Regions from separate parts of the Mus musculus genome. Here all the other regions are linked to region 1. Evidence: chromatin loops called from intact Hi-C (ENCODE). Cell type or tissue: left cerebral cortex. All regions are shown on one strand. Each heading gives the region's core, and the rest is flanking DNA. Links, peaks and the distances in the headings are about the cores only. Region 1 holds the start of Gm35787 (a long non-coding RNA gene). Region 2 overlaps Egf (epidermal growth factor). Region 3 has its middle 24 kb from the start of Gm52639. Region 4 overlaps Enpep (glutamyl aminopeptidase).

What was found. Hi-C counts contacts between places; a loop is a spot of excess contacts. Peaks named below come from ENCODE experiments on the same cell type or tissue, not always from the same donor. Only the 100,000 strongest peaks of a DNase experiment are listed, where the experiment ranks them.
Region 2: a loop joins it to region 1, with 4 times the contacts of the local background. A loop is called at or near these places in 29 of 42 quality-filtered maps.
Region 3: a loop joins it to region 1, with 2.3 times the contacts of the local background. A loop is called at or near these places in 3 of 42 quality-filtered maps.
Region 4: a loop joins it to region 1, with 7 times the contacts of the local background. A loop is called at or near these places in 35 of 42 quality-filtered maps.

What each region holds. Positions count from the first base shown.
Region 1 is chr3:129,419,455-129,425,278 of GRCm38, reverse strand. It overlaps Gm35787 (a long non-coding RNA gene), which reads right to left and starts at 2,161. Exons shown (of 5, transcript XR_376058.2): 1 at 2,071-2,161; 2 at 1,098-1,164. In left cerebral cortex, for the core only: a CTCF peak has its summit at 3,181 (motif pointing right); no DNase peak of the experiment used is centred there.
Region 2 is chr3:129,684,123-129,689,946 of GRCm38, reverse strand. Egf (epidermal growth factor) reads left to right here. Exons shown (of 24, transcript NM_010113.4): 21 at 3,595-3,762. Among named protein-coding and RNA genes, the nearest start is that of 6330410L21Rik, 67 kb to the left of the region's middle. In left cerebral cortex, for the core only: a CTCF peak has its summit at 2,775 (motif pointing right); a DNase peak (open chromatin) is centred at 2,775.
Region 3 is chr3:128,346,344-128,352,167 of GRCm38, reverse strand. No RefSeq gene overlaps it. Among named protein-coding and RNA genes, the nearest start is that of Gm52639, 24 kb to the left of the region's middle. In left cerebral cortex, for the core only: CTCF peaks have their summits at 2,879 (motif pointing left) and 3,800; DNase peaks (open chromatin) are centred at 2,846 and 3,808.
Region 4 is chr3:129,305,162-129,310,985 of GRCm38, reverse strand. Enpep (glutamyl aminopeptidase) reads left to right here. Exons shown (of 20, transcript NM_007934.3): 5 at 1,063-1,217; 6 at 1,851-1,964; 7 at 5,445-5,579. Among named protein-coding and RNA genes, the nearest start is that of Enpep, 25 kb to the left of the region's middle. In left cerebral cortex, for the core only: CTCF peaks have their summits at 1,890 and 2,711 (motif pointing left); DNase peaks (open chromatin) are centred at 1,914 and 2,682.

The DNA of each region.
Region 1 (5,824 bases), core at 1,804-4,303:
TTACAGTACACTGTGTTGTCCCTTAAGAATAAAGGTGTGAGAAGGACCAGGGTAATTAGACTGATTAAAAAAAACCAAGCTGGCAGTGGTAAAAACAAAAGTACAAGAAGTTGGTTGGAAAGAGTGGCGGGTAGCACATGGGAGGAGCTGCAGGAGAGGAAGCGAGGGGTATATTTGATCAACATACATTATATGTACATATAAAATTACGTGTTGTTTGTTTCTTTGTTTGTTTTTGAGACAGGATTTCTCTGTGTACATTCCTGGCTTGTTCTGAAACACTCTATAGCCCAGGCCAGCCTCGAACTCACAGATATCTGCCTGCCTCTGCACTCTTGAGTGCTGGGATTAAAGGCATGTGCCGCCGCCACCAGGCTGAAATTCTCAAACAGTGATTTTTTTTTTTTTTTTTTTTAAAGAAAGGCAGGCTGGAGACAGATGGATCAGAGGTTAAGAGCACTGGTTGCTCTTCCAGAGGACCCTGGTTCAATGACCAGCACCCACATGGCAGCAGCTCACAACTGCCTGTAACTCCAGTTCTAGAGGATCTTCCTGCCACCTTCACACAGACATACACCAGTCTGTGCAGGCAAAACATCAATGCATATAAAAATGAATAAATCTTAAAAAAATAGAAAAGCAGAGAAAGTCATTGTGCTAAGAAAAAAACAACTTAAAAAGGTGAGAAAATACGGGTAACCATCAAAGCTGGATATGTGCTTCATTATTAATATTTCATTACTAATATTTTGTGTTTAAAATGTCCACAATGTTTGTTTTTTAATGAGGGGGGGAGGGAGAGAGGGAGAAAGAGAGTGGGGGAAGGGAGACAGGGAGGAAGGGAAAGAGGGGGAGGGAGAGAGGAAGAGAGGGGGAATGAGAGAGGGAGAGGGAGAAGGGAGGGGGAAGGGAGGGGAGAGAGAAAGGGGGAGGGGGGAGAGGGGGAGGGGGAGAGGGATGTGGATCTGGTAGCAGTTGGGGGAGGGAGACAATAACTACAATATATCACACACAAAAAGTCCATTTAACGAAAAAAATGTCCACAATGAAAAGATTTAAAAAAAAAAAAAAAGATGTAAGCCAGTTTTCATGCTCACGCTGTTCAGATGAAAGGGCAGAGTCCTTTCTCCTCTCTGTCCATTGAATGTGTTCCCTGGGCATCCGCTGCAAGAAAACCAACAAAACAGCCCTTATGGCCTGCCCTTGTAGACTTTCCGTCTCTTAAGTCTTTGCTAAAGTTCCCACTCTCTCCATCTGTTTTCCTCCACTTCTGTTATTTTTCATCAAGATGAGCTTCACACATCCCATAGTTATCTTTAAGTGCATGGGTAGAGCATGCAGTGTCATGGACACACTACCCCTAGCATGCCCTGAAACATTTACCACCCAGAAGAAAAGAATCACTATGTTCTTAAGAGGTCACTCCTTCAGTGTCACTCACCCCAGATTGGAGGCTCCACATTCCTGTACCTTTTCTTGCTATATTTTTTGTCTATAGATTCATTTCTATTTTATTATTTCTTACAGCCCAGTACCAAGAGCTAGGTATCTTAGAGTTCTGGAGGCTGGATCCATGAGATCAAGATCACAGGTTGGTTCTTTGTGCAGGCTGGGAAGGACAGTCTGCCCATTCTTCTCCTCTAGCTCCTGACACTTGGCTGGAGACTGAGCCTCATGCATGCTATGCAGTGCTCCCTGAGTCACAGCCACAGTTCTGTTAGTGCTCTGTGGTGCTCCTTAACAGCGTATTGCCCTGATCTTAGACCCCCTCTTCACACGCAGCCCTCCTAGGTCCACGTTCCCCTCATCCACAGAGGCTAAGTTATATCGGATTACAGGCCAGCCACACTCCATTATGATCTGACAGTCTCTTGAGTGTATCTGCGGTGAAATTACTTCCAGATAAAGTTATTGTCTGAGGCACTGGGGGTTTGGATCTCAGAAAATGAATTTGTGGGAAGGGCATAGTTGATATACAGTTTGGTGTATGTCTTAGTAAGGGTTTCTAGTCCTGCACAAAACATCATGACCAAAAAACACATTGTGGAGGAAAGGGTTTATTCACCTTACCCTTCCATGTTGTTGTTCAACACCAAAGGAAGTCAGGACTGGAACTCAAGTAGGTCAGGAAGCAGGAGCTGATGCAGAGACTATGGAGGGATGTTACTTACTGGCTTGTTTCCCCTGGCTTGCTCAGCTTGCTTTTTTATAGAACTCAAGACTACCAGCCCAGGGATGGCACCACCCACTATGGGCCCTTTCAGACTTGATCACTAATTGAGAAAATGCCTTACAGCTAGATCTCATGGAGGGCTTTTTTTTTTTTTTTTTCTCAAGGGAGGCTCCTTTCTCTGTGATAACTCTGGCTTGTGTCAAGTTGATACTCAGAACCAGCCAGGACAGTGTACCACATAGTTTGTCGTGTTTATTATTTATTTCTCTCCAGTTGCTTACCAGTTGCCATGAAGGCAGGGATGGTCTCTCCTCTTCACCTACTTGTGCAATGGCTGAACAACTAAAGACCGGAACAGAACTTCCTAGAAGAAATAGATGTCTGTTGGGGATCCTTCTGAATCACCGGTCATCTAGAACAGAACCTCACACCTGGCAGGAACTTAGTATGTGCCTGTTAGATGGACCGTTGACATTTGGAGTCAGATGGGCGACACTCCGTGACGAGCAGTGTCTACTATAACCAGTTACACAGACAAAGCAAGACATTTTTACTTATAAAAGTCAAGATGTGAGATCTGAAGGAAGTATCAGAGCACATTTGCTTGCGGTGGCTAGTTATGATCTTAAGGGTATACCATACCAGAAAAACTAGAATTGCTACAATAACTCTTCCCTCAAGCTTCCAGAGATAAGATCTTCTACATTTCCACACATGAACCATTCCCTTGCTCTGTGGCACATTTACATCAGTTACATAGTAACCAGCCAAACTTTTTTTTAATGTTACAAAATTTATATTTTTGTAAAATAAACACAGGTAGAATAGCTTAGTTCGTGTACTGTATGCTACAATACAAAAGCCTTCAGTTAACACAGAAAGACATTCCCAGAAAGAGAAAGATGGGAGATGGAGAAGGGGAGGAAAATAGATTGCTAGGTGAAAAGTTTCATATGAAAATGTGGGAAATAGATCAGAGTTCATAAACTATTAAAATGCTTTAGCGAGGCATGCCAATGGGCTCAGCAGACAGCAGGTGGCGCTCTTCCATCTTGGAGCGGCCATCTACCATGGGGGAGGGGGGGGGAGAATGAAAGTAATCTGCACTCTTAGTATTATAATTGGGGCAAATGATACAGACTTCCGGATTCTTTTGTTGTGTGATCATTTTTGTAGCTGTACTTTCACAGTAAGCTAGGCGCAGCCATTCTCTCTCATGATGGAGGTTTAGGAAAAGTAAAGAACAGGATAGATAAAGGTTGAAATGGGTTACAGCTTATTTTAAGAGTTGAGTGTCAGCCGGGCATGGTGGCGCACGCCTTTAATCCCAGCACTTAGGAGGCAGAGGCAGGTGGATTTCTGAGTTCGAGGCCAGCCTGGTCTACAAAGTGAGTTCCAGGACAGCCAGGGCTATACAGAGAAACCCTGTCTCGAAAAACCAAAAAAAAAAAAAAAAAAAAAAAAAAAAAAAAAAAAGAGTTGAGTGTCTGCTTAACTGGTTGGTGCTCACCTCACATCCCTCGGAAGGAGGGCTGGTGCTTACCATACATCCAGTGCAGTTCTATACACTCAGTTAACAAAATTTATAGAGATTCCTATTGTAACAGGGGAAGAATGACAGCAAAAGCATAAAGTTAGAAAACTATGCCCTAGGGGCCGTAGAGATGGATCAGCAGGTTAGGAGAGTGTGTGGCTTTTCCAGAGGACTTGAGTTTGGTTCCCAGCACCCACGTGGGGCAGAGGACCACTGCTGCAGCTCCAGGTCTAGGAATCCAGTGTGCCCTTCTTCTGGTCTCCACAAAAGCACAGCATGCAGAGTGCACAAACTCCTCTCTCTCACTCTTTCTCTCTCTCTCTCTCTCTCTCTCTCTCTCTCTCTCTCTCTCTCTCTCACACACACACACACACACACACACACACACACTTTAAAGGAAAACTAACATCCTTAAAAGAGTGAGAGAAAATAATACAATATATTGAAAAACATTGCCAGTCACAAGTCCCTTCCGGGCACCAGCACCGGGTCACCTTGAGCGTGGAGTCGGTGGACACCCCCAACGTCCCTAGAGGACAGCTTCTGAGGCAGGCCCAGTTTTGGGCTCCAGATATCTGGGCACCTTCCCTGCCAGAGGACAGGTGCCCTCCCTGTCTGGGAGGGCTTTGCCTGAGTACTTGGGGAAGCCATTTTGGTTCCTGGATTCCTCTGAGATTAGTCTGCAAAGGTGAGAGTGTGGACTACAGAAGCTAACAGCTTCTGGGACAGGTCCTATTTCAGGCCTTCATCTTCTGCCAGGAGGCAGGTCCAAACGTCAGATATCTGTGCACCTTCCCTGCAAGAGGAGAGCTTGCCTGCAGAGAGTGCTCAGACCACTGAAACTCAGGAGAGAGCTTGTCTCCCAGGTCTGCTGATAGAGGCTAACAGAATCATGGGAGGAACAAGCTCTAACCAGAGACAACTATAACAACTAACTCCAGAGATTACCAGATGACAAAAGGCAAACGTAAGAATCTCACTAACAGAAACCAAGACCACTCACCATCATCAGAATGCAGCACTCCCACCTCACCCAGTCCTGGGCACCCCAACACACCCGAAAACCTAGACCCGGATTTAAAGGCATATCTCATGATTATGGTAGAGGACATCAAGAAGGACTTTAATAACTCACTTAAAGAAATACAGGAGAACACTGCTAAAGAGTTACAAGTCCTTAAAGAAAAACAGGAAAACACAACCAAACAGATAGAAGTCCTTAAAGAAAAACAGGAAAGCACATCCAAACAGGTGATGGAAATGACCAAAACCATACTAGACCTAAAAAGGGAAGTAGACACAATATAGAAAACCCAAAGTGAGGCAATGTTGGAGATAGAAACCCTAGGAAAGAAATCTGGAACCATAGATACGAGCATCAGCAACAGAATACAAGAGATGGAAGAAAGAATCTCAGGTGCAGAGGATTCCATAGAGAACATCTGCACAACAATCAAAGAAAATGCAAAATGCAAAAAAATCCTAACTCAAAACATCCAGGAAATCCAGGACACAATGAGAAGACCAAACCTATGGATAATAGGAGTAGATGAGGATGAAAATTTTCATCTTAAAGGGCCAGCAAATATCTTCAACAAAATTATAGAAGAAAACTTCCCAAACCTAAAGAAAGAGATGCCCATGAACATACAAGAAGCCTTCAGAACTCAAAATAGACTGGATCAGAAAAGAAATTCCTCCCGACACATAATAATCAGAAAAAAATGCACTAAATAAAGATAGAATATTAAAAGTAATAAGGGACCAAAAAATGCCCAGGACCAGATGGGTTTAGTGCAGAGTTCTATCAGACTTTCAAAGAAGATCTAATTCCAGTTCTGCACAAACTATTCCACAAAATAGAAGTAGAAGGCACTCTACCCAACTCATTCTATGAAGCCACTATTACTCTGATACCTAAACCACAGAAAGATCCAACAATGATAGAAAACTTCAGACCAATTTCCCTTATGAATATTGATGCAAAAATACTCAATAAAATTTTCGCTAACCGAAACCAAGAACACATTAAAACAATCATCCATCCTGACCAAGCAGGTTTTATTCCAGGGATGCAGGGATGGTTTAATGTATGGAAATCCATCAACGTAATCCAT
Region 2 (5,824 bases), core at 1,430-3,929, 270 kb before region 1:
TGCTTTTACCCCAGCACCGGAGAGGCGGAGACAGGAGAATCCCTGGCGCTTGCTGATCAGTGAGAGACTGTGACCCTAATTATGAGGTGGAAGGTTTGGCCAGTAGGCCCCTTGGACAAATAAATACTCTTTCCACCATGTTGGGGACCCAAGTTCAGTCCCTGAGATCTACATGGCAGAAGGAGAGGACAGACTCGTGCATGCTGTCCTCTGACCTGCACACAGGCTCTGGGGCATCTATACACTTACACTCAGAAAGAAATAAACAAGGGGGCTGGTGAGATGGCTCAGTGGGTAAGAGCACCCGACTGCTCTTCTGAAGGTCCAGAGTTCAAATCCCAGCAACCACATGGTGCCTCACAACCATCTGTAATGAGATCTGACTCCCTCTTCTGGAATGTCTGAAGACAGCTACAGTGTACGTACATATAATAAATAAATAAATCTTTAAAAAAAAAAGAAATAAACAAGGACTTTTAAGAGGTGGAGAACAGAGGACTCAGACACCTGGTATCAAATTCTGGTTTCCAGGTGCACTGCATGCACACCTACACACGGATAGCCACACTCAACCCAAGTGGGCAGGGTTTAATTCAGGGCTACATCCTACTGTTAACTAATTTCACATGTTCAAGGCAATGCGAGGGGCTGCGCCGGTGTGCGCAGACATGTAGGTCTCACATGCCTGGACCTGTGGACCTCAGGAATGGATGTTATGGACTTAAACAATTTTGTGATTTTTGTTAATAATAATGAAAAGAAAGTAAGTTGTTAGAGGAAGAAGAAGCTATATTCTTTGACTGAGTATGGTCTTACATTAAAAATCACATCAGCTTGACAAAAATTGTGGAGATGTTTGGAAATACTAGTAAAAAGGACTCAATTCTAGTAGAACTCTGCTTTTGAGTTTATATTACCATACCATGATTTTGTAACTCAAGATGCTTTCAAGTATAAGATAATAATTCACTTTTAATGAATAGTTAATTAATGTTAGCAATCAAATAGTTTTTATCTACACACTTAATCCTACTATACCAAACACAAAAATTACAAAACTGGGATGTGTCATTGATTGTCTATGGCTTATTTCCTTCATGGTAGTTAGCTTTAGGTCCCTAGATTACTGTTGCAGTATGAAGGGTTTGCATTTTGTCATAGTGCAGTTTTCCCTCCAGTCTGACTCTGCCGGAATTTATTGTTATGCCCCTATGCAGCTGCATCTTCTTCCGTTGTGTTTTAAACACGCTGAACTGGAGCTGGGCAGAGACATAGGAGCACCTGCAGCCCCAGTGCTCAGGAGGTAGTAGTGGGGGAATCAGGAGTTCTAGGTCTTTCCACTCAAGGCCAGCCTGGGTCACAGGAGGCCCTGTCTTTAATTAACAGGCTACAGCTGAAGGCGTCCCTCGCATTTAAGGACCTTTAACCAAAAGCAGTGTTTAAAGTCGCTGGTATCCACAGTCAATGGAGCGTTACTTTATTTTGAATTGATTTGATAAAAATGTGGTTTAACAATTTTCAGCTTCCCTCCATTTGTCCCTTCAGCCTCCCTCACGGCTATGAATTCCACAGCCACAGACCTCAGGGGGTTCCTGCCAGTGCGGGTTCATCAGGGACCCTCCTGAAGCACCCACACACGCCCACTGGTTCCCTATAACTTTGCTGGTCTGGATTCTTGGGACATTCTAACTCTTGAGCTCAGAGGTCTTCATTCTTTCTGATTTGGCTTTGGCCAGACATCCCTCTGATGCGCCTTTGTCAAAGCTGCGACCCCCACAGCAAGCAGGTTGTGAGGTTTCTTGAGGACAGGAGAGGTTGGAGAACACTTTCAGCTCTGCCACTCCTCGCGGCTTTGTGACCACAACTCACTTAAAAGGCTGCTTTACCCTTACTTGGTCTAGAGTGACATCATATTGTTTGACCATGGAAACTCAAATGCATTTATCCAGGGAACCTTCTGTTTGGTTTAGCGAAACTAATTAATAAGTTGAATAATCCAAAAGACTCATGGCCGTGCCCCATGCTCTGAAGGAGCACTGGCCATTTGACTGCCCTGGGCACGGTGCTCAAGACCCCATCACTTGGGTTTGCAAGTGGAGCCCATTAGCATGCAGCAGTTGTTTTTCAAATGACTGTTAGGGATTGTCAATAAATAGCTATAACCAAAATGAGCTAGAATTAAAAATAGACCCCAGGAAGCCTGGGCAGCCTTTAGGCCCCACCTCAGCTCCTGCCTCTCTTCCATGGTCTGCTCAGAGGTGAGGAGAGCAGGATGCCCTGTGAGAAGCAACAGTGCAGCAGACCGCATAGATGTTTTGACATCTGAGAACCACGCGAGTCAGGCCTGCCAGTCATTAACTGTGTGACCGCATACAAATTGTTTAATGCTGAGTCTGTTTCCTTACCTGTATAATAGGGGGCATCTAAAAAAAAAAGTTAAAAAAATAGCGAGTAAAAACCATGTGTAGTGTGGTGTCAGTCATGGTGACTAATAAGTGTTGCTCCTTTACTTTCCTCCGGAGGAAGTGAGTTTCCACTTTCTTACGATGGATAGAACTAGGGAAGAGACTCCAGATCTTCTGGAACGTTCAACAGTGTTCTTCCATGCTTCCCACCTCGGGTCCTTTTAGAATGAAGTGGAGAAGTGGATGGGTTGGTGGAGTCAGGAGAAGGGAATTTTAATGGGATTTTTTTTTTCCAAGTTAATTTTGGTGTGAAGAAAATGCAGTTGTTTCTCAGCATCTAGTTTCTAGAAACAAGCACTTCCAGTAGATGGCAGCATTGCTTCGCTTACTTTTTGAGCATTGCTAGCAAACTGGTGTCTGATAATTAGAGTAACCAGCTCATTGGACAGTGAGGAATTTATAGGCAAATGGCCCTTTGCCTTCAGGAGAGCTCCCCACCTTTTATGTCTCTGGTTGGTTTTTGTTGTTATTGTTTGTTTTGTTTTGTTTTTTCCACATTTTCTCTCTGGCTAGTGGTGAGTTTTACAGAAGCAAACAGCCCCTCCTTAGCCAAGGCCCTGCTTCCAGTGCCGGGCCTGTGTGTGTGCTTCTATTACAGCCTGGGGCTCCACAAGGGTCGCTGTTTCCTAGTTCTCTCCTCTGACCTGGGACTGCTGCGGTCTGGCCAGACACCTGTCTCCAGGTGTCTCCTGGTTTGTGTTGGTTTAGAAAGGGAGCCTCCGCCTTTAATCCCAGCACTTGGGAGGCAGAGGCAGGCGGATTTCTGAGTTCGAGACCAGCCTGGTCTACAGAGTGAGTTCCAGGACAGCCAGGGCTACACAGAGAAACCCTGTCTCGAAAAAAACCAAAAAAAAAAAAAAAAAAGAAAGGGAGCCTCCGTGGGACCTTAGCCCCAGAGTTCATCTGTCATCGGATAGCTCCCGTCGTCCCAAAGGCCGGCTGAGAAAAGGGGAAAGCCCGTGAGTGGTAATATTGTGAGTGTTGATGGTAAATCTGTACTGTCAGCTGACATCACAGGCTCACAAAGCTGCATCTGGAAAGGCACAGGGTTAGAGACAATGCACATTGAGTTTGTAAGAATCGGGCACTGGGGGCCTCTGCTTGACCTCTGTTCCTGTATCCTTGACAGCTGTGTTATTGGCTATTCTGGGGATCGATGCCAGACTCGAGACCTACGATGGTGGGAACTGCGTCATGCTGGCTACGGGCAGAAGCATGACATCATGGTGGTGGCTGTCTGCATGGTGGCACTGGTCCTGCTGCTCGTCTTGGGGATGTGGGGGACTTACTACTACAGGTAACTCTTCTTTACCATGAAACTTGACAGCCTTTCTCTAAGCTCCCCCAGGAAATGCATACTTCCTTGGGATGAACTTGAGCAAAATACTGCATTTAAAAGGAGGAGTGAGCTCTTTTCACAAGCCTGGACTTGGCTGTACAAAAACATCAGTGTTCCTACTTTTCCTTTCCAGTCATTACACATGTGTAAGATCTGTGGTCCTCCGTTTTGGTGATGCTGAGGACTGAGCCCAGGACCTTGCACGTGTGCTGCATCCTCACATCAGATGTGCTTATCTCCCACAATGCACTACTGCAGTCCAGACTCTTCTTTTAGCATCGCATGCCCACATCAACCGGCATAACTATCATTTTTCATGGTTGCCTGCTGATAATTACCCACAATACCTACTTATTGCTAGAGAGAAATCATGATCTTCTCTAACTTGGAAAGAAATTCTGGTCATTGGGTTTTGTTTTCAGTAATTTAAAGTTAGGGGTTTTCAAACCGTGAGACGGTAGCGTACATTTTATGTAAAAGCACTACCTTAGCGTCGGGGAGCAGGCGTCTCAGGGCTCCTGTTCCTTTCCTTTAAAATGATGATGTCACACTGTCATCGGTCGAAACAGCTTAGGAAGTGTTATAATAGTCTGTGCTGTTAAAAACAAAAATCATGGAATCACAAGACTCCTGCTGAAGGGGCTTTATAAAACTGTCCAGTGGCCCACCTAGCTACCAGGTGTCAGCGTTCTGGTGCTATGGAAGGTACCTACTGCCATCACAAGGTAAATATCCAACCACATTTACCAAAGCTGAGCAAGCACTCAAGTTACAACTGTTTCATATCCTGCAAAGTTGAGCATAATCAGCCAGGTGCTCTCCCCAAAGACCCTGCTATATAGCACACTTAGCAGTAAACAGCATTGGCTCTGGAAGCAGCTTGTATAGCTCCGATCCAAGTTAGCACCTAAGCCCCCTGGCGCGCCTTCTCATCTGTGGGCATTGGTTTTCTTTGTTATGAGGTATGGGATGATAATGCTTCTTACAAGAGTTGTTGTGAGGCTGAGTTAGTGTGTGGAGTTTACCATAGGCCTGGTGTAGTGGGTATAACAAACACTGCTGTTGTTTTATATGAATAATAATCTTCCTAATAAGAGGCGTATATATTTAAAAACCTCCATCACTTCTGGGAGACAAGATCCCCAGGGAAACTCTTGAACTTCTAATTGGGTGGCCCATCACTGCACTTTTTAGCCTATTGTTTGGATTCTGTATATTCGTAAAAAGAACTTTAAGTCATCGGCGGCTTGTTCCCCTGGAAAGATAGATGTAAAAAACAAACAAAAGAAAACAACAACAAGAAAACAAGGAAACTCAAAAACCTTCCCCAGTCATAGTGGTGCTTGCCTTTAATCCCAGCACTCAGGAGCAGAGGCAGGAGGAATCTCTGTGAGGCCAGGCTGGTGTAGAGAGTGAGTTCCAGGATAACCAGAGCTGCGTATATACATATGCTCATATATATATATACACACACATACACACATACATATATACATATATAGTGAGGCCATATCTCAAAAGAAGGAAAGAGAAAGAAAATTTTAAGTTAGCACATGATATAATTATTTTTGGTTTTTTGATATATTAACACATAACTTAATGTTTTTCAGAAATTTGATTTTTTTTTTTTAAGACAAGTCTTTGTATGTAACCTGGACTAGCCTCAAACTCAAGGTTCTTTTGCCTCAGCCTCAGGGCTCTGATTTCATGGACACGCCAGTAAGCGTGCCTGAGCAGCGGTGGGTGGGGATTGACAGCCAGGGGTGGATGGATGGTGGGTTTCAGCTTCAGACTGCTGTAGCCCAATAGCAAAAATGATGAAGGGCCCACGTATAACTCAGTCGGTAAAGTGTTTGCCGTACAAGCCTAAGGGCCCAAGTTCAGCTCTCAGCACCTATGTATACAATGCAGTACAGTACAATACAGTGCAGTACAATACAATACACTACAATACAATACAGTACAGTACAGTGCAGTACAGTACAGTACAATACAATACAATGCAATACAATACAATAGA
Region 3 (5,824 bases), core at 1,395-3,894, 1.1 Mb after region 1:
TATATACATACGTTAAAAGTACAGCATGTTTTGATAGAGGTCTTCATTGTGAATGGACAGACACAATCACATAATTAATATATTTGTGACCTCCCAAAGATGCTATAGTTAGATTTCAATGTACATGCATATATGTACATTTTATATATATACATCATATATATTATATATAATGTAATAAGAAGAGCATATACTCCTTATGAAACTTCAACTATAAATTATAGTATCTAGTACACCCATTAGACATAATATTTTATTTGTGTGCATATGCATGTCTGTGTGGTGGTACATGTGAATATAAGGGCTGATTCCCACAGAGGCGAGCATTGTAAGATACTCCTGGAGCTGAACTTACTAGTGGTTTGTGAGCCGCCTGATAGTGAGTGCTGGAAACCAAATTCATGGCCTCTGCAAGGACATAGTCACTGAGCCATCTCCTGCCCCAGTAATAGCATTTAAAGGCTGATATGTTGGTAAAAATCTCTTGCCTTTTGCCGTTTGTCTGCACACCTGAAGACAATCAGTCACAGTCATGAATTTCTAGAATCAGAATTATAAAGTCCAGTAGGAATAAGAAATGTTTAGTAAAAACTGGACTCTAAAGAGACTTTATTACTATAAACAAAAATAAGTCCATGTCCTTTCCATGAAATGTTATAAAACATATATTAAAATACAATGAGCCTCTTTGGATATTAGTATCATTAACTTTTGTGGAATTTTGCAAACCTTTCCCATATTTAATCTTGCAAATCCCTGTGGCAGTTAAGGTTCCCACCACTGCTTCCTCTTTGTTTCTTCTGTGCAAGTATAATCTAGCTGAGTTACAGAGTATTAAAAACATACTTCCTGATGATGAATCTCTAAATTCTTACAAAGTTTATCTCCAATTTTCTGGATTTTGAGTATATTATTCATGTTAGGTAACATTTACAGAACTAAAGATCACTTTACTAATTGGTGCCATTTGCGAAAATAAACAGGAAAAAATATGTACAGGTTTCAGAACTGTTTTGTGCATATTATGACTACCTTGGAAGATGGGCTGTTTGTCCTGTGTTTTCTCGCACAGAGTGTTCTAGGACAAGCCTGTTTGCCCACTGAATTATGCATTTCTGCCTTCCGTTATTTTGTTCTAAATTAATATCTTCTTTCAGGGACATGGAATCTTATAACGGTGAGCCACTCATTTCTATTGCCAGTCATTACTGTGCCTATCATTAATGAAGCACATCACAGAAGAGCCAGAGATGGAATCTGCCAAAACAAGCCTAAGTCTTCACAGTTGTCAGGGAGTTAATTACTACACACAGAGAGGAGACTAGTCACATTCCTGAGCCACTCCAGAGGAGTCCTTTTACCATATTGCTTCTAGAGAACTGTTCTAACTAATGACAGCATTTCAACTGAAATTTCTGCCATCTAAAACCCTGAAGACATTAAAATAAAGCTGCCTACACTCTAGCTTAGGCCACTTTTACTGTTTCTACCCATGAAGGTCTCTGTTCTCTTCAATAGCCCAAGAAGGTTCCCTTTATTTCTTTACTCTATTTTTCCCACCTTATTTTTATTTGTTCACTCACTTGCCCTCCTCCCAATCACTCCCTCCAACAATCCTTCCTTCTTCTCCCCACTTCTTCTCTGAGAGGGTGGAGATCCCCAGGGTATCGCCCTACCCTGACACATCAAATCTCTGCTGGGCTAGACCCATCCTCTCCTACTAAGGCAAGGCAAGGTAGCCCAGCTACAAGAATATATTCCAAGGACAAGCAACGGCTTTTGTGATAGCCCCTGTTCCAGCTGTTTGGGACCCACATGAAGACCAAGCTACACATCTGTGTGTCAGGGGTGAGGTTGGGGGTGGGGTTAGTGGGGGAAGACCTAAGTCCAGCGTACCTATGCTCTTTGGTTGATAGTTGAGGTTAGTTGACTTTGTTGGTCTTCCTGTGGAGTTCTTATCTCTTTGGGGGCCTGCAATCCTTCCACCAACTCTTCCATAAGAGTCCCCAAGTTCTATCCACTGTTTGACTGTGTCCCTATGAGTCTGGGTAGAGCCTCTCAGAGGATAGCCATGCTAGATTCTGTTATGCAAGCATAACAGAGTATCATTAATAGTGTCAGTGCTTGTCATGGGATGGGAAGGGTAATGGAGTGTGGTCAGGATGGGAAGGTACAGGAGAATGGCCAGATGACCATGAGAATGAATGGAAATCTTCAACTGACAGAGGTGGGGAGGTGGGAAGATCTAGAGGACATGATAGAGAACTGAGACAAGGGAGGCACTCAAGAATAAATGTGGAGTGACCTTTAACTGTGGCTCATAGCAGTCACCAGAAAGAAGTTACCGCCTGTAGCCAGACAGGAACCCCATAGGAGCAATAGGGACACCAAACTAACTACAAAACTTTCAGCCCAAAACTTATCCTGTCTACAGGAAATTCGGGGGCAGAGGATGGAGCAGAGACTGGGGAATTGTCAACCAGTAAGGCCCAACTTGAGACCCATTCCCACTCTCTCTTTTTTTTTAATTTTTTTTATTACATATTTTCCTCAATTACATTTCCAATGCTTTCCCAAAAGCCTCCCACACACACCCCCCCTACTCACACATTCCCATTTTTTGGCCCTGGCGTTCCCCTGTACTGGGGCATATAAAGTTTGCCTGTCCAGTGGGCCTCTCTTTCCAGTGATGGCCGACTAGGCCATCTTTTGATACACAGCTAGAGTCAAGAGCTCCAGGGTACTGGTTAGTTCATAATGTTGCACCTACAGGGTTGCAGATCTCTTTAGCTCCTTGGTCGCTGCTCTGTGATCAGGGCAAAGGCAACTCTCCATTTAATGAGGGATTACTGCCATCTTGTGGCTGTCATGGTGGAAGGCATCTATCCCTAAAGCACCATGGAAGAAGAGAAAGAAAAAAAAAATAAACAACCAATTTGTGTTAGATTTCATCATTCATTCTGTAACTCCAAGTTTTTAAGAAGGACCATAGTCCACATTATCTTAGTGACAGTACTGGGTTGATACCATAACATTTAAGAAGATGAACGCTGCTCTACACTTTCATTAAAATGAAGTTGTAAGATAAAATGTCAACATAAATGTAGTATTAGTCCAAGATATAACTTCGAGTCTACAAAAGATAGACGATTAATAAAATAAGTGGAGATACTAAGAGAATCTCAGCTGCCCATTCTCACTTCAGCCATGTGCTTTCCTCGTCTGCAATGTTAAGAATTGGCAGAGCGTCATTAGCTCCTTAGGTTCAGATATTTCTAACTCTGAGGTGATATATTTGCCACTCATCTCAACAGCCCATGTCAGCACCGGAAATTGGCCAAGACCCACTAATAACCAGAAACAGATTCTGAGGGAACACTTCTCTCAGATCTGTGAGGCACATGTTGTCTTCAATATTCTTTCCTTCGACATGTGACAAACTTGCAAATTCTGCATTTTTACGACTCAGATGGCTGGCTCGGCAAGTGAACGGTGGGGAGTGTATACAATAAACACATGTAGGAGCAGTTTTCTCTGATCTCTAAAGCAAAAACATTATTCCGTTTCTCTGTCAAGATGTGTGAGATGCCACTTGAAGCATAAATTCGCTTTTTGACCAGAAGCTTCAGGGACGAATTATCTGTATGGTTTTGATTGAGAAAGGCAGCGTTCTAAAACACCAATGACTTAAATAACCAGAGATACCAAGAGAACATTTTCTCCCCATATGACATCTTGCTCTGAAATATAAAATCTTAAATGCTAAGTAGAGAACACTCCACCTGGTGGTAGAAGAAAAGGGGTAACAGCTTTCTCAAAAAACCCTCAGGAGGAAAAGATGGAGCGAATTGCAGAACACTCAAGGCAACAAGAGTTAGAGAGTGAGATACTCCCATACACCACTGTGGTTGGCAAGCATCTTTAAAGCAAAATCCAGACAGAATCTGCCTCTCCATAAATCTTTCCACCCCTTTCCATTACTAGTTAGGTATTGTTGGCTCTAAGCCATCTGATTTTACTCTGATTTATTAACTGCTATGCATTATATATGAGATTCGGGTTTGCTGGAGAGTTACCCTTATGGTCATTGTTGCATACAAATCAGCTACTGTTAGAAACGTTTTATGCTGCTGGCACTTCTGTGAGGTGATGGTCTAATGTGTAACTGGGAAAGAAAGCCTTCCTGTTATATTTTCCCACAAATGTTCCTAGAACACACAGTGCAGGCTAAGAACAATGGTCCTTTGTTCTGGTGTAAAATGGAGAAAAAAGTACGCAGAACAATAGATGGGGAGAAAGCAAAACCTGTTGTCTCAATCAGGGCATTGGTATTCTCGAAATCATAGCTACCACCTTGAGCCTTTTTCTCTGGTGATACCAATTGAAGCTTGAAAAAGCGCTAATGCAAGCAAGACCACTTACTCTTAAATGCCGACAACCTGGTAGCTCAGGGGTCGAAGCAGCTCTGCCTCTGAACGGAAAAAAAAGTGTTCCACCCTCTGGCTTTCTGCATTGAGATATTTGATTAACTAAGCAATTTAACTCCAATCTCTCGCCCAGCTCTCAGTACAGTGAGGCTTCCCTTTAGAACTTAGCTTTCAGGAGTGTTTGCCCTAACCCAGTGGTCCTCAACCTTCCTAATGCTATACCCCTTTAATACAAATCTTTATGTTGTGCTGACCCCCAACCATAAAATTATCTTTGCTGCTACTTATAACTGTAACTTCACTACTTTTATGAATCATAATGTAATATTTTTTTTTTGAGATAGAGGGTTGCCAAACATGATTGCGACCCACAGGTTGGGAACTGTTGCCCAAAGCTGATTTTATATATACGTGTGTGTGTGTGTGTGTGTGTGTGTGTGTGTGTGTGTGTGTGTGTGTGTGTGAGTTTATCAAAGGCTTTGGGTTACTTGTGACCAACAGAGTTGACACTAACTTACATCTTTCACGGAAGGGAAAAGCAAGTACCTGGTCGTATTACCTTTTTAAAGGGGAAGCTATTCTTCGCTTCCTTTGAGACAACATCTTACTCCATCCATGCACTGCAGCCCATGTCACTGTGGCAAATTACTAAGTGTTAATTAACACCATTATATTCATAAAAAGTGAATCCAATATTTTGTCTTCTTAGTTTCAGTAAGACTGCCCCAGGTGTACTAAAATCACATCAACTGAGACTTTTGTAAAACAGTTTTAGAATCTAACATATGGATATATGGACCTATAAATAATCTTTTGAGTTTGAATCATCCATGGATGCATTTCCTAAATTTTTGAATGATTGTATTTTCTCTTAATTAATCAAGTATTAATGATTACCTATATAGTCAGCTGCTTAGAAAGCTTTCATTTGTATTTGGTATTAAGACCATTTACTGGACATCTTTTATATAATACTCATAACCTCCAAGCATAACAGAGATGGAGGGATTGTTTGTTGAAAAAGAGATAATGAATCTCTTTAAGCTTCTGGTTTCTACAGAGGTGTTCAATATCGAATGAGTTCTGCCCCCAAGACACCTTGAACTTTGAAGATGACAGCCACAAAGATCTGGGAGAGTAAGCTGTCTTCAAGAATAGTAACTTTGAAAGTGATTAATAATGGGTTGTGCTAAATAAGACATCTGTATTCTGAGATGACATCAGCCCACTGACAGCCTCATGTCTTTTCCAGTTTCCAAAACAATGGCTCAAGAAACACATAGATACAGGTGTGTGATCTTGCATCATAATCTATGCTCAGTCTCCCACTAAGAGAAAGTATTGTTTACCTTTACCGAAAGAATATCATTCAGAAACAGTACTGATCACCCATGGGA
Region 4 (5,824 bases), core at 1,516-4,015, 110 kb after region 1:
GCTATAGGGTCATACTTTCCCAAGCTTGAGGGCTATTCTTATGCCACAGTAAGAGCGACCCCTACAATGAGAACATGACAAGAAAATCACGACTCTTACCTTGATTTTCAATGAATATATATATATATATATATATATACACTATTCTTTCATACAAATCTTTAAGAAATTTTAATCAAAAAGGCCTCTTTCTTACATGTTAGAATGAAATTTCACTTATTTAAAATTTTGTGCCTCATTTAAATTATAGTAGTAATAAAAATTATATTCAGGTTACAGTTCATTAGCTTGGGAAGCTGTATTCCCTGATAATCGGTGTTTTTCCTGTATGCAGATTTAATGTGGAAGTGTTCAATGTTGCTTCCCTTTGTTGGGTGTTATTTCTAAAATCCAGAGAAAATAGGACAGAAATTCCTGTGACCTGGATAAAAAAATAGAGAGAGAAATTGGTCAATTCCATGTCCTTCTAGCTTATTTAAAATACAAAGGAAGATGGCAAAGGGAAGGTGGAGGAAAAGAGGAAAGGGACATTAGATTGGCCGAGAATCAGACTGTCCTTAAATTGTACATCACTCGGGTTTCTAAGTCTGTGTCCTTGACATGCAAGCTGTCTCTCTGAACTCACATGTTCTGTCTTCTCAGTTCTCATTTAAAGGCTTCACTCTTTTTTTTTCCCTAACACTGTATCCCCCAAATAGGTGCTGTTTATAACCAACGTCATAAATAAAAGATGGGGGAAAGTAATAAAAATGAATTACTGTAAAGAGAAGAAAAGACATAAAACCAGAGAGGCTTGGAATAAAAGAGCAGTCATGTAATCCTTCAGAGAAAAGGGAGGGCTAGGGAGGGACGACACACTGAAGTCTGGAGGCTACAGGAACTTCTCCGTGGGAATGTTGAGAGCATTAGGACTGAGTTTGTGCACAAACGATTTCTGCCTCTCACTCTGAAACATTATTTTTAGCCTTAAAAAACAAAGTCAACCAAAGAAGTTAATTTGGTAAGAGACGCTGTGAACAAGTGGAAAGAATGCATTTCTCACCAGACTGTCTTTTTCCACAGATAAAATTGCTATTCCAGATTTTGGCACCGGCGCCATGGAAAATTGGGGACTTGTCACTTACCGAGAAACAAACCTGCTTTACGACCCCCTACTATCGGCCTCATCTAACCAGCAGAGAGTGGCCAGCGTGGTTGCCCACGAACTTGTACACCAGGTAGAGAGGGCCTCCCTGAAACAAATCCACTTGCTTTTTAAAACTGGCCTCTTTCCACAGCAGTAATACAAAGTGTGGATGACTAACGAAGTGAAACAGACCCACTCAGAACATCCCACGTGAAAGCTAGTCTAAGCCTTCACTAATATTTTACTGCACAGAAACTTTCCAGCGGTTCTCAACCTGTGGATGGTCACCCGGTGGGTGTCAAATGACCCTTTCACAGAGGTTACCTAAGACCATCAGAAAGCACAGATATGTCTATTATGATTAATAGCAGTAGCAAAATTAGAGTTACAAAGTAGGAACAAAAAATAATTTTATGGTTGGGGTCACCACAACGTGTGAAACTGCATTAAAGGGTGGCAGCATTAGGAAGGCTGAGAACCACAGTTTTAGACTGTTTTGCATTTAATAAAAACACAAGAGACCTTCCTATAACATTATATATTCCTTAAATTATATTAATAAACTGGAGAATTTAACATTCCTCAAATCAAGATGAAGTGGGAAATACATGTTAGGTACAATACTGATTGCTTCTGTGTCAGTTACAAATCCACGCCATGAAATTTCCTAGCACCTCCCTACTGCGAGAGTAAGCATCTATTTCCCCGTTGCTTTTCATTTCAGTGGTTTGGAAATACTGTGACCATGGACTGGTGGGACGACTTGTGGCTAAATGAAGGATTTGCTTCGTTCTTCGAGTTCTTGGGAGTAAACCACGCAGAAAAAGACTGGCAGATGGTGAGTCCTAACACAATCTGAATCTGTTTCTTCGTGGAAACCCAACTGAAGCCTTTGACAGAGGTCTAGGATCAGTGTCAAATATCCGTTGTGAAGGTAGTCAGAAGCCAGGAGCCAGGAACTTCCCCTGAGCTGCTCTTTGCCAAGAGCCTTTACCTGGTCATTGAGGCAGTAGGGAGCCATAGACAAACACCTGTCTAGATGGGGGATCAGGGCAGAAAGTGTAAGAAACGCCCACCTTGCATTTCCAGGAAGTAGGGTGTCAGCCCTTCCCAAGTCTTATTTTATAAGCTCTTTGACTTGAGCTGGTTGCTGCAAGGCTGTGATGTGGTGAAAACTTAGCAGTTAGGTGCAAGCTCACATCCTAAATGCATCAGCTCTCAGATGCACAGCAGGAAGCCTGGCCACAAGCGAGGTGCACGCTCTTCTCTGGGTCAGCTCTCCCTTTCATGTCCGATGAGAGCATTGTTCAGTATCAAGTAAGCGTTCAAGTTGTCAAACTGTAGGCTTAGTGAACGTTCTCAGTGTGCTCTCAAGGGACCTGGAATAAAACTTTCCAGGATTGCTACAGAATTTTCTTTAGGAAAATTAAGCCTTTTCTGTTTGTATTTAGATCGTGTAAGTATTCGTCTCTGGCTGAATATATGCATGTGTGTTCACTCCATAGATGTGTATACCTATCTCTGTGTAGATGTAGATTACCATGAAGTATGTAGAATACTGCCCTCTACTGGACTAGTTTGTGACATTGAGTAACTTACCTTGTCTGCATCCCTTTAAAAAGAACTGCCTCGTCCAGTTGTTGTAAAGGCGAACAATAAAGTGTATTTAAAGGGCTTAGTCTCCCACGTGAATTTGATAAAGAAATAACAAGACTGCTCAACTTGGAGTTATTTTTATCTTTCTCTGACTTCTGAAAGTATTTTTAAGTGACCTCTAAACTCCAATGCTTCCTAAGTGTCGCTGAAAAGCTACTAAAGGGCAAATTTAAAAATACAGGAGCACACCATCCAACAGAAGTTTAACTTCCCTGGGGCGCAAGAGTCTATAACAGTTTTCCTTTTTCAACTTTAAAACTTTTTTTTTTCCCTGCCTCCTGCCTCTTCCCCCCATCTCCTCACTGTCCCAACTTTTCCTTCTCAATTTTATGTCCTTACAAAACAAACAGCAAACAAACAAATGAAAATACACTCGGGTGTAGGACCAGCTACTGGAACATGGGGTAGACTTTCCAGGGCCACATTCCTGAAGAAAAATGGAACCCTCCCCTGCATAGCTGCCATCAATGGGGGTGGGGCAGCTCCTAAGCTAGGGGTACATAGCATAAGCTCTCCCCAGTCCAAGCTGGGAAGTTTGGTTGACTTGATCTTGTCCCTGTAGTCCCAGCTGCTGATGTAGGTTAAAAAGTTTTAAGAAGCAATTGTTGTAAATCCTACCCCCCCCCCAGGACTCCCCCTCCCCGCTTGAATCCACAGAGATCTGTCTACCTCTGCCTCCAGAGTGCCGAGATGAAAGGAGTGTGCCATCAGCCTGTCCCTTGGGAAATCTATCTTTTACATTAAATACTTGCATCCCCCCTAACCTTCTTTGAAAGGTGAGGGGAACTGCTCTGCAAAGTTGAGTCTTTAAACAATTTACATCAGGGTTTTTCCACCCGGGAACTATTAACATTTGGGGCAATGCTTTGTTTCATGGGCCTCCCTATGCAGTGCACACTAGCCAGTTCCTGTCACACTCTCTACTGCTAGCTCCCCTGTCCCAGTGGTGACAAAGGCTAGGAATAGAGATAAAAATAAACAAGTAAAAATCTTCAGTTGCCGATCATCATGACAGTAAACATTGATGAATTCGTAATTTTTTGAAAATAAACTACACAACGGGTAAATAATTTTGTCTTTTATTTTTTCTATTAAAGTATTTTGGTGACCTCCCTTTATCAAATTCTGATATTAAACTGTAACATTTGAATAGTCAGTTAAACTCCAATTTTGATGTTTCAAAACACCATTAAGCCCAGCTTGGTTGTAAACGCCAGTGAACCCTGCACTTGGGAGATTGAAGCAACAGAATCAAGAGTTCAAGGCTAGCCTGAGATTCTTAGTGAAGCCCTGACTTAGAAAACCAAGGCTGTGGATGTATCTCAGTGATAGAGTATTTTGCTAGCATGGGCAAAGTCCTAGGCTCAATTCTCAGGACCGGGAAGGGGTGGGGGTGGGATTGGTGTATTCTAGAATTTATTACTCACTCTTTTACCCCTCAGTGGAATATAATCACATAAATAGCTGTAATTTGCCCCCCCTCCCTTCTTCCTATTTATTCATCTTGCATTTACCTAAGAGCAGACAATCAAGTCATTTGATAAAAACATTTATTTAGTCCTCACGGAGTTCCCAGTTTACGGCCTTGTGTGGAAAGGAGTCTGGTAAATAAGTTAGAAAGAAAAATCCCATGAATACCTCTGTGACTTACTTCATCAGTGACAACTTTTTGCTTGAAGAAGATAATAACACTCCCCAATGATGTGAGAGGCAGGGTACATTCAGAAAAACACGGGTTTTTCTTCTCACTTAAACCTCTTGACATGCAAACCGAACCAACCAACCCACCCAACAAACAAAATTCAAGTCAAACTGTGATTGTGGGCATCATCCAACCACAGAACCTTGTCTATTATGAAGGGCAACCATGACACTGGGAAATATAAGTTAACATGACAAGCACCCTTTTTGGAAATATTTTAAGCTAGTAGAAGAACTAAAGTGTTGATGTTTTTTGTTTTTTTGTTTTTTTTTTTTAATTAGTACTAGTTTAACAGGGTGAGTTTGCAGAATCTTCATCCATATGAATCAAAGTAACAATGACAGACAATTTGCAGAGTTCCCCTGCGTACCCAGTACTATGTATCAAGTGCTGCACATGAACTGGAGTTTTGAGTCCTGTGCACAAGTCCAAAGAGGAGGGGCTCTCACTGCTAGTGACCAGGGATCTAGTTTAAGTTATGAATCAAGAAGAGAGAAAGACTGTGCTCTCAGCCAAGGAAGCCCAACCATACTGTGAGGATCATAGCCATGCCTCTCGACTGAGAAAACCTATGGCCAAATCACAATTGATCCCTAGAACTAAAGAATGAGCAAGGGCTTTCTTTGATTGATTAGAAACTGTTCACATTCCAAGGACAAGTAACCGGAAACAACATCTTTGGCCAATTGAGTCTCTACGTCGGTCAATGTTCATGGTGACCCCCAAGAGGGGACATCAGGTTTGGTGCAGTTTAAAGTGCGGAGCAGTGAGAATTACAGAAAGAGGAGAGGAATCAGCGAGGGCACAGGCTTGATCGTACAGCATTCATTTGAAAACCCAGAGACCTTGTTACACCATCTGAGCCATTGCCGCTTCTGTCCCCACCGCTTTGAATCCGTAGCATGTTATGAAATAGAAAGCCGTCCGAGGGAAGTGCTAACTCTCTCTGCTTTCTGTCAGCTCAGTCAGGTGCTGCTTGAAGATGTGTTCCCCGTGCAAGAGGACGACTCCCTGATGTCTTCACATCCAGTGGTCGTCACCGTGTCCACGCCAGCTGAAATAACATCTGTGTTTGATGGGATATCATACAGCAAGGTAGGAGATACACAGCATTGGTTTGGAACATCCTTTGGTTGACCGACTTTTAGTCAAGCTCCTTTACCCGCTAAGCATCCTACCAGTTCTTATCTTGATTTTTTTTTTTTTTTTGGAGAGAAAATATGTCTTACTTTTCTGCTGTGTGGTCAACGAGGACAGCCAACTAACTACATGGGCATTCTAATGGAAGAACACTTTGATGTTTAGAACAAGCATTCAAATGCAGCTTAGTTGAGGGTGAA